2 separate regions of the Homo sapiens genome follow, and region 2 is linked to region 1. A link is a loop called in an ENCODE intact Hi-C map of the cell type or tissue named here. Cell type or tissue: CD14-positive monocyte. All regions are shown on one strand. Each heading gives the region's core, and the rest is flanking DNA. Links, peaks and the distances in the headings are about the cores only.

Region 1 (5,368 bases), core at 215-5,214:
GGGCTCACTGCAACCTCTGCCTCACGGGTTCAAGCGATTCTCCCACCTCAGCGCCTGCCCTTACAGGCACCCGCCACCACGCCCAGATAATTTTTGTATTTTTAGTAGAGATGGCGCTTCACCATGTTGACCGGGCTGGTCTTGAACTCCTGACCTTGAGTGATCCGCTTGCCTAGGCCTCCCAAAGTGCTGGGATTACAGGCGTGAACCACCGTGCCTGGACGAAGCTGGGTAAGAGAAGTGACCATAGATTTAATGTAGCTCAACCTCCACATTTTACAGGCAAGATAACTGAGACTCTGAGATTAGAAACGACTCTCTTAAGATCACGTGGTGAGTGGGTGTGGCAGAAGGGCCTGGCTTTTGTATTCATTTTGCCTCAAATCACAGAGCAGTTTATGTGCCTTTATTGACTTTTATTTTCCTCCAGAAATAATATCAAGTCAAATAGTGTCCTTATAATTTGCAGGTATTAGGAGAGGGCCCTTTGGGAAAGGGTTGCATTAGCTGCCTCCCTTGAGGGTTCATGACACAGAAAGTTCTAGAAAAGTGACTGCCCCTGGTTAGGGGAATCAAAACAGCATCAGCTGGCATGGCTGGGTGGTGAGCGAACCCTGGATTGCTTCCACAGTGGGCCGCGCTAACTGTGGCAAATCAAGTCTTTCTCTGCCAGCTGGAGGAGCTGCTACTCTGATGCGCAGGTACCCAAGGCCTCAGCAGGTGTGGCTGGAATGCCACTGGGTCGGGAAAATGAGGTCTAGGACAAGCATGAGGCTCTCTTGGGTCTAACTGAGCTGATCCATTCACCTGGGAAGAAGAAGAAGGGAGGCGCCATGGAGACAAGCCAATAGGACCAAGCCCTTTGTCCTGGTCCCTGGGGACAATCCTGAGGCTGGGAAGCCAAGATCTGCAGAGTTATTCTTGGGACCTAGGGAAGGGTACAGACACTCCCGTTAAAAAAGCAAGCGAGCAAACCAAACGTCTTCCTTGTGAACTGAACCTCCAGAGGTCCCAGGTACTTGGAGGAATTGGAATAAGGTGAATCACAGGTTTCCCCACTTAGAGTCAAAATACAGCCCTTAGCAACCAGTCCCGCCTAGTGGTTACCTACTGAATACATTGCTCTCCCTGAGGGCAGAGTCCTTGGAAATAATCTCTAAGGAGGACATAGAAAAACCTGTCTGCCCTTGTCTCCACTGGCCACACCAGAGCTGCTGTCCCAGAATGAAAGCACAGCTCTGAGAGGGTGGTCACCTGGACTGGCCAGGGCTATGCTCCCACGGTGCTCCCTGGTCAGGGGTCCCAGCCATTTCAATAGGTGGTAGAAGCTCTTCTAGCCAGCCCTGCCCCATCACCTTCACCGTTAAGCTGTTTCCAGCCCTTTTCCACAATCCTTCGACATCCCTGGGAGACAGAGTCACTGGGCCCTTCTTTCATGGATACAGAGCAAGCTCCTCCCCCAACCCCACACACAGGGCCTCAAAGTCCTCTCTGAGACCGCAGCCTTCCCTAGGCTGTGGTTAAAGCCACTTAAAGCCAACTCCCGTACCTGCCCCTTCCCTCCATCTAGATGGGTCCCTTCCTCCATCCTACCCGGCTCCTGTGGCACTGCCTGCCTGCCCCTCCCTCCGAAGAGCGGTGTGGTAAGGCAGGGGCTGCGGTGCCAGGGCATCTTGGCACGCCTCTCCCGCCCCACCCCGCCCCGCCTGCTAAATATATATCTTGGAGGAGTCCTGGAAGGAGCCGCCACAGATGTGATTAACTCTTTCACCTCCAGCACCGTGGAGAGAGGGCAGGCTGGAAGGAGCAGTGGGAAGTGGGGGTACCCAAGTCCTGCCCAGGCTCAGCTGGGGGATGGGAGGACTCGGCCCCTCACGCCAGGCTGGGAGGACGGGGTCCTGGGATCCCAGAGACGCTGACTGAAGCCCTGAGGCTCCGCAGCCTGGCAGGCCAAGCTCCCCAGAGTGGGGAAGGCAGGTGAGCAGAACCCGAGGCCAGCAGGAGGGGCTGGCAGGACCCTGCGAAGGAGAGTGGAGAGAGGAGGGCGATGAACGATGAAAGGGCCCTTCACACCACTCTGCACAGGAAACCACCAAAGTCATCTGAGAAAATTGCAGGGCCCTGCAGCCCCGTGGCTGGCCAGCCCCAGCGTGGCAGACGTGGCTTTAGGGTGGAGGAGACTGACAGAGGGTACAAAGCCCTCCCACCCAACTACTCGGTGCTGGCTGCTGGCCCAGGGCAGGCAGTTTCTTTGCAGTAACTCGATCTTCCTTTGAACCTTGGCTTAAAGGCCCGCCCTCCCACTCCCTGGCCCGACCGTCCAGCCAGTCCTGCAGCGCCCCCTGCTGTCTGAGCTGACAGGGACATGCAAAAGGAGGAGGTGGGCAGAAAACCCGCCAGGGAGCTCAGGCCACCCCCAGCGACAAGGAGGCCAGGGAAGCAAGATTTCCAAGACACCCCCATGCCAAGGGCTGTCCCTTGGTCCCTGCCAGCCAGCACCTCTGTAATCTGGCCAACCAAAGTGCTCAATGTTTTCTTTTTTTTTTGAGACAGTGTCTGGCTCTGTCGTCCAGGCTGGAGTGCAGTGGTGTGATCTCAGCTCGCTGCAGCCTCAAACTCCTGGGCTCAAGTGATCCTTCCACCTTAGCCTCCTGAGCAGCTGGGATTACAGGTGCCCACCACCATGCCCGGCTAAATTTTTTTTATTTTTATTTTTGGTGGAGACAGGGTTTCGCCACGTTGCCCAGGCTGCTCTCGAACACCTGGTCTCAAGTCATTCTCCTGCCTTGCCTCCAAAGTGCTAGGGTTATAGGCCTGAACCACTGTGCCCAGCTGGCTAAATGCTTAATTTGGAAAATATGGTCTTGCTTTCTGGGCCAGGGTGCTGAATGGATTCTGCACGATCCCTCTGGAAGCTTGTCTCCCCGTCCCCATCATGTCACCCACCCCACCACTGGTAAAGCCACCTCCTCGGCCCGGGCATGGTGACAGGAAGGGAGCCTTGTCACCTTGTCAGAATCGAGGGACACTCATGTCTGTGGACTGGAGCTCCCATGAAAGATCCCAGAGCAGAAGCGACAGATGTGGCTCCCTTTTATCCAGCCAGCATGCCTCCTCTTTCGGACTGAAAAAAAGAGGGGAAGGGGAAGAGGAGCAGAGCACTCATGGGGGAGGACCAAAGTGAGCATGGGAGTCAGAGAGAGGGGCAGAGGCTGCGTGTGTGGTGGGGCCTGAGACCATGCCCCGGAAGCAACCTGGTTGCGTTGATATCCATTCCAGAGACAAAAAGAAATGTGCTGCTCAGGCCGGGCGCGGTGGCTCACGCCTGTAATCCCAGCACTTTGGGAGGCCGAGGCGGGCAGATCACCTGAGGTCGGGAGTTCGAGACCAGCCTGGCCAACACAGTGAAACCCCTGTCTCTACTAAAAATACAACAATCAGCTGGGTGTGCTGGCACGCACCTGTAATCCCAGCTACTCGGGAGGCTGAGGCAGGAGAATAGCTTGAACCCAGGAGGCGGAGGTTGCAGTGAGCTGAGATCGAGATCGCGCCACTGCACTCCAGCCTTGGCGACAGAGCAAGACTCCATCTCATAAAAAAAAGAAAAAAGAAAGAAACGTGCTGCTAAGGGGGAGTGTGCAGTGATAGCACTGCAAACCGGAGCGACTGGGAAACCCAACACAGAGGGAAAGAGCTGTTTGAGGTCTGAGCAATGAGGAAGCCAGGAAAGGTGCCAGTGGCAGCAGGACACCCCGCCAGAGAGCACATAAGAGTGGCCGAGGGAAAAGGGGGCCCGAAACCCAATTGTGATTAAGAAAGTCAAGAAGGCCAGTGCCGTGGCTCACACCTGTAATCCCAGCACTTTGGGAGGCTGATGCAGGAGGATCGCCTGAGCTTAGGAGTTGGAGACCAGCATGGGCAACATAGGGAGACCTCGTCTCTACAAACAAACAAACAAAAAATTAGCGAGGCATGGTGGTGCATGCCTGTGGTCCCAGCTACTTGGGAGGCTGAGGCCAGAGAATTGCTTGAGCCTGGGAGGTTGAGGCTGCAGTGAGCCGTGGTCGTGCCACTGCACTCCAGCCTGGGTGGCAGAGCGAGACCCTGTTTCCTAAAAGGAAAAGAGGCCTGTAATTCCAGCACTTTGGGAGGCCGAGGCAGACACATCACTTGAGCCCAGAAATTCAGGAGCAGCCTGGGCAACATGGTGCAACCCCCACTCAGAAAGAAAGAAAGAGAGGAAGGAAGGAAGGAGGGAGGGAGGGAGGGAGGAAAGGAAGGAAGGAAGGAAACGAACGAGAAAGAAAATAACCTTTTCTGAATGAAAAGATACTCTCAGTGTGGAAATTAAAAGGCCCACCTCCAGGTACCTGTTCAACAAGGGTGAATCTTCAAAAACTTCAAGATCTTCCAGGAAGAAAGGAGAGATCATGTTTAAAGATACGAGACTGGCTTTGAGTCCTGTTACGCCAGCCAAGGAGAAGAGAAAGGTGGGGATAGTTCGTATACAGCCAAGAGAAAAGTGACTTTTATTAAAGCCTGGATCCACAGCCAAGGAACATTTGTCCTTAAAATACCCATAGTTTCCCCCAACCCAAATTCATATGTTGAAGACCTTCCCCAGGTTGGATGAGAGCCCATCGTAACAGCCTCGTTTGAACTTCATCACCTCTTTCAAGGCCCTATCTTCAAATGCCGTCCCATTTTGAGGTACTGGGGACACAGGGAGAAGGTGACCTTCTGCAGGGCAAGGAGAGAGGCCTCAGAAGAAACCCAAGCTGCTAACACCTTCTTCTTTTCCTTTTCAGACAAGGTCGCCCTTTACTCTGTCATCCAGGCTGGGGTGCAGTGGCGTGGTCTTGGCTCACTGCAGCCTCGACCTCCTAGGCTCAGGTGATCCTCCACTACATCCAGCTGTTTTTGTATTTTTGGTAGAGACAGGGTCTTCCTATGCTGTTTAGCCTGGTCTTGAACTCCTGGGCTCAAGTGATCCCCCTGCCTCAGCCTTCAAAAGTGCTGGGATTATAGGTGTGAGCCACTACATTTGGTCAATACATTGTTTTGAACTTCCAGCCTCCAGAACTGTAAGAAAACACATTTCTGGCCAGGCAGGGTGGCTCACGCCTATAATCCCAGCACTTTGGGAGGCTGAAGCAGGTGAATCACTTGAGGTCAGGAGTTCGAGACCAGCCTGGCCAACATGCGAAACCCTGTCTCTACTGAAAATACAAAAATTAGCCAGACGTGGTAATGCATGCCTGTAGTCCTAGCTACTTGGGAAGCTGAGGCAGCAGGATCACTTGAACCCAGGAGGTGGAGGTTGCAGCGAGCCGAGATTGTGCCACTGCACTCCAGCCTGGGCGACAGA
Region 2 (5,368 bases), core at 223-5,222, 270 kb before region 1:
AGCAGGCAGAATCCTGTGGATGAAGTTATTCTGTCTCTATCGATATGAGCTCTGGAGCAGCTCAGCTCTGGAGCTGTGAAAGCCTGGCACACGCACACCCACCCTCGCTTCCCTCTCTCATCAGCCATCACTCTTCACTCAGTACTCAGTGGCTGTGATAGCCCAGGAGGCCCAAGCTCAGCCCCATCCTTCTCAACTCACTTTTCCAGGCACACCTCCAACTGATTGGAGGGGACAAAAGTACATTTTTCCATCCCTGGGAAATGCAACGTGCCAGGCACTATCACCCACTGGATGCTAGGTTTCAGCTTCAGGCGAGGCAGTGAGAACCCTCCTCAGCTGCTACCCTCCCCTGCCCTCCCCTCTCCCTCCTTCCCCATGGGATCTGTAGGGCCCGCAGCTCTGCATTGGCTTTGCTCAGACACACCAGCCTCAGGGTGCAGCTGCTATGCACTGGGGGACTGCACTGCCTCTCCTGTCACTGTGAGTCCTGGCATCTTAGTTCTCAAACATGCAGTTGAGTCAAGAAGAATGATGGCCATTCCTTCATCTCCTGACTTTTAGGATCTGGGCTAAGCTAGGACACAAACCAGGCTCAGAAATGAGGCTTTGGCTCCTGGCACCCACAGCTCTGGATTTGCAGGACAGATAAGACACGGAGCCTGCCCCGGAGCTCTTTCAGCCAGCTTCCCCACAGACAGCAGTTGGAGCTGCTGGGCCAGGCTTTGCTGGGTCCATTTAGCTTGGGGCATCTGAGAGGGGACGGTGGTGTCCTTTATCTCCAGGACTCCCACAGAGCCAGTGGACTCTGCAGCTGGGCTCTGGGTGCCTTGTGGCCGTCCTTGGGAGGTTGCCACTTGACCAAGGGAAGGAGATGGAGAGACAGCCTGAGATTTGGGGTGTGTAGAAGCTTCTCCCTCTGATTGCCCTGAATTTAGGTGAGATTTCAGTGGCATTGGAAATCTAAACTTAGGTTTGGAAAGGAGTTTCAGGCCAGGTGCGGTGGCTCATGCCTGTAACCCCAGCACTTTGGGAGGCCAAGGCAGGCTGATCACCTGAGGTCAGGAATTCGAGATCAGCTTGGCCAACATGGCAAAACTCCATCTCTACTAAACACACACACACACACACACACACACACACACACACATCAACTGGGCATGGTTGTGGGCACCTGTAATCCCAGCTACTTGGGAGGCTGAGGCAGGAGAATCGCTTGAACCTGGGAGGTGAAGATCGCAGTGAGCTGAGATTGCACCACTGCACTCCAGCCTGGGCGACAGAGTGAGACTCCGTCTCTGAAAAATAGAAAAGACTGGAGTTTCAGAGTGTGGTGGCCCTCCTGGGAGGACCCAGGGATGTGTGATTGTGCCATACAGTTTATGCATCTGGATAATAATAATAATACCTACTTTGTTTGACTTGCACGGGATTTAAGCAAAGTAATAACAGAAAGCATCTAAAGTGGTCTCTGAAACAAAGTAAACTCAGTAATTCTTAGCAATTATTATGTCTCTGGCCATGGCTGGCAGACCCTGGACCTGAACCTGGGTAGCAAATGTCACACTGCCCTGCTCTTGTTCTTTTTCTTTTTCTTTTGTGACAGAGTCTCTCTCTGTTGCTCAGGCTGGAGTGCAGTGGTGTGATCTTGGCTCACTGCAACTGCCACCTCACAGGTTCACGCGATTCTCCTGCCTCAGTCTCCTGAGTAGCTGGGACTACAGGTGCCTGCCACCATGCCCAGCTAATTTTTGTATTTTTAGTAGAGACAGGGTTTCACATATTGGCCAGGCTGGTCTCAAACTCCCGACCTTGTGATCCACCCACCTCGGCCTCCCAAAGTGCTGGGATTACAGGGGTGAGCCACTGCACCTGGCCCCTGCACTTCTTTAATATTGTGCCTGGAAGGTGCTGGGCATGGAGTGGATGTTGCATGACTGCTTCTTGCAGAGCCTCAAGAGAGCAGGGAAGGCTGGGCTTCCCAAGTAGACTTAAAGGATTGTGTGTTTGTGCTTTTGTTTTTGGGGTATTTGTTCATTCATTCATTCATTCATTCAAGAAAACTATATAGAGCATATATTGTGGGCACTGGATGTTGGAAATGCAATGGTGAGCAAAGAAGACCCATTTCTTGCCTTCTTGAGGCTTATAGCCCAGTAGGGGGAGACAGACATTAATCAAATGTGCACCAATAAATGTCCCATTACAACCACCATAGAAGAAGGAGGTGCTCTGGGAACTTCCATTAGGGGCATTGATTCAACTGGGCTCCAGCGATGTCTCACCCCATCCACTTCCCCCACATGGCCTAGCCCACCGTTGTCTCACACCTGGAAGGCTACAATTGCTTATTCATGTCTCCCAGTTTCCTGCCTTACCTCTGTCAATTGTTTTTTCCTCGCAGCAGCCCGTGTGATCCTTTTAAAGTAAGCCAGGTCACGTAATTCTCCAATGGCTCCCTGCATCATTCAGAGTCAAATCCAACTCCCTATTAAGGCCTATGGGCCCTTAAATGATGACTCTGTTTCCTTTCTGATCTCGTCTCATTCCACTCTTGCCCTCATTCCCTCTTCCTGAGCCATGGTGGCCTCTGCTCCCACCCCAGGACTTTTGCACAGCAGCCCCCTCTACCTTGCACTCTTTTTTTTTTTTGAGATGGTGTCTCCTGTCACCCAGGCTGGAGTGCAGTGGCGCGATCTCGGCTCACTGCAGGCTCCGCCCCCTGGGGTTCACACCATTCTCTTGCCTCAGCCTCCCGAGTAGGTGGGACTACAGACGCCTGCCACCTTGCCCAGCTAATTTTTTGTATTTTTAGTAGAGACGGGGTTTCACCGTGTTAGCCAGGATGGTCTCGATCTCCTGACCTCGTGATCCGCCCACCTTGGCCTCCCAAAATGCTGGGATTACAGGCGTGAGCCACCGCACCCGGCCTACCTTGCACTCTTCACCTGCAGCTGTCAGTGTGGCTCCCACCCTTCTTTCAGGTCTCTGTTAAAATAAGATAACACTTTATCATAGATACCTTCTCTATAGATATTAATACAATAGCATTTGCCTCCCCTCACTCCCTCTACCCTTTTTGTCTTCGGGGCACTTATGACCACCTGGTACATTTTATATGTGTTTATTTTCTCCTCTCCCCCTCCCCCTAGGAGAATGTAAGCTTCCTGAGGACAGAAGCTTGATTTGTTTGTTGCTGCATTCCAGCACCTAGCACGGTATTTGGCATGTAGTAGGTGTCCAGTAAATATTTGTTGAGTTGAATGAATGATAATTTATTTGAGATTTGGAGGAAGAGTATGAGTTAACCAAGCAAAGAGAGGAAAGGAGCATTTTAGGCCCAGGAAACAGTGTGTGAACAGTCACTGTAATCAAGGGAATGTGTTCTGTCTGAGGAACCAAAATCTTTGTGGTTGCCCCTTGGGGATTAAGTGGGAGGTTATTATGGCTTGAGGCTTGGGAGGTCAGCAGGGGCCAAACTGAGGTCCAGTAGAGGAGTTGTAAGAGCCCTGGGAGGCTGTTAATGTTTCTTACAGGGGGAGTGGCAAGATCAGATTTGTTTGCAAAAATACCATTCTGGCTGCACAGTGGCGAAAAACTAAGAGTGAACGTGGGCAGACCACCTGGGAGGCTATTGACAGACGATGGTAGCTTGGGCTAGGTTGGCAGAGAAGGAGATAGAGAGATGGACAAATCTGAGAGCTTTAACAGGAGGCAACATTGAATGGGCTCCAGGCAGGACAGAGTGTGGGGATGAAGACACAGAGGGGTCAGGGATGAAAACTAGGAAACAGTGTAAGGTGATGGGACTCCTTTCTGGAGGGCATAATTGTGAGTTTACTTTGGACTTGTTGAGTTGGATGCATCTTTGAGACGGCTCAAGTGCAGATATCAAGGAGAGGGATGGCAAGGAGGTCTGAGGTTAGAAGAATGTTTGGACTGGAGATTGAGTTTTCCAGGAATCTGCTCAAAATGGTTTTTAGACCCAGGCTCTGACTGACTTTGAGGATAGTTATCTTGGGATCTGTAGCTTTATGTCTTGCTGAAACTGGGAAAATTTTAGCCGTTATGTTTTCAAATACCTTTTTGCAACTCTGCTTTCTTTCTTTTCTTCTTCTGGAACTTCAATGACATGAATGTTTGCTCTTTTATTACAGTCCCACAGCTACCTAAGGCTCTGTTCATCTTTTAAAGTCTATTTTCTCTCTTTTGCTCAGATCAGACAATTTCTATTGTTCTGTGTTCAAGTTCACCGATTCTTTCCTCTGTCCTCTCCCTCCTGATGTTGAGCCCATTAGCTGAATTTAAAAAATTTAGTTATCATATTTTTCATTTGTAAAATGTCCACTTGCTACTTCTTTGTGTCTATTTCCTTGCTGAGATTTTCTATCTTTTCATATATTTCAAGCATGTTGAGGAGATTGCCATAGCATTGTGTTTGAACACTTGCTTGTCAAGTAGTTGCTGCTTATCATCTCAGTTTCTTTCTTAAAAGAAAAAAAAAAGCAGTAGAATAAACAATGATTGCAGGTGTGAATGGAGACCACCATAAGAAGAGATAGGGAGGCACCAAAGCAGAAGGCAGAGCATGCAGCACTTGCTCTCTGTAGCATGGTCAGCCCAGAGTCTAGGAGGACTGGGCTGTATAGAGGGGAGAGCAGAGCTCAGTAGGCAGAACCATGAAGCTGCTTTTCACCACCTTCCTTCTCTCTCTTCTAGTTGCCTGGGGCAGAAGTGTTGATGGAGAAGTGGGTTAACATAGTAAGTATGTGGGGGACAGTTGAAATGGCAAAGACTTTCTGCTTATTTCTGGAGCCATGCATATGTGCTTAGTACAGGAATTGAGAAAATCATGTGTGTTATTCCAGAGATTAATTCCAACCTTTCTTACCTGCATATAGCATCAAAACCTCCTTCTTTATTTTGAAATAATTTTAGATAATTTAGTATCTTATAGTTTGTAAGAATCTTTCTTTCTTTCTTTCTTCTTTCTTTCTTTCTTTCTTCTTTCTTTCTTTCTTTCTTTCTTTCTTTCTTTCTTTCTTTCTTTCTTCTTTCTTTTTCTTTTTTTTTGGAGACAGAGTCTTGCTCTGTCACCCAGGTTGGAGTAGAGTGGCGCAATCTTGGCTCACTGCAACCTCCATCTCCTGGGTTCAAGCCTCCTGAGTAGCTGGGATTACAGGCACGCACCACCACACCTGGCTAATTTTTGGGTTTTTAGTAGAGACAGGGTTTCACCATATTGGCCAGGTTGGTCTCAAACTCCTGGTCTCAAGTGATCCACTCGCCTTGGCCTCCCAAAATGTTAGGATTACAGACATGAGCAACCACACCTGGCTGCAAGGTTGCTGAGTGGACGGACATTCAC

Evidence for each region. A loop is a pair of places that touch in the nucleus more often than their neighbours do. Peaks named below come from ENCODE experiments on the same cell type or tissue, not always from the same donor. Only the 100,000 strongest peaks of a DNase experiment are listed, where the experiment ranks them.
Region 2: a loop joins it to region 1, with 2.9 times the contacts of the local background. A loop is called at or near these places in 5 of 110 quality-filtered maps.

Annotation. Positions count from the first base shown.
Region 1 is chr17:74,376,566-74,381,933 of GRCh38, reverse strand. LOC124904055 (a long non-coding RNA gene) reads right to left here and starts at 1,680. Exons shown (of 2, transcript XR_007065898.1): 1 at 1,594-1,680; 2 at 392-928. RefSeq lists a silencer at 2,319-2,418. In CD14-positive monocyte, for the core only: CTCF peaks have their summits at 2,161 and 2,364 (motif pointing left); a DNase peak (open chromatin) is centred at 2,343; H3K4me3 peaks cover 563 bases.
Region 2 is chr17:74,643,271-74,648,638 of GRCh38, reverse strand. No RefSeq gene overlaps it. Among named protein-coding and RNA genes, the nearest start is that of CD300E, 22 kb to the right of the region's middle. In CD14-positive monocyte, for the core only: a CTCF peak has its summit at 2,147 (motif pointing right); a DNase peak (open chromatin) is centred at 2,218; H3K27ac peaks cover 1,105 bases.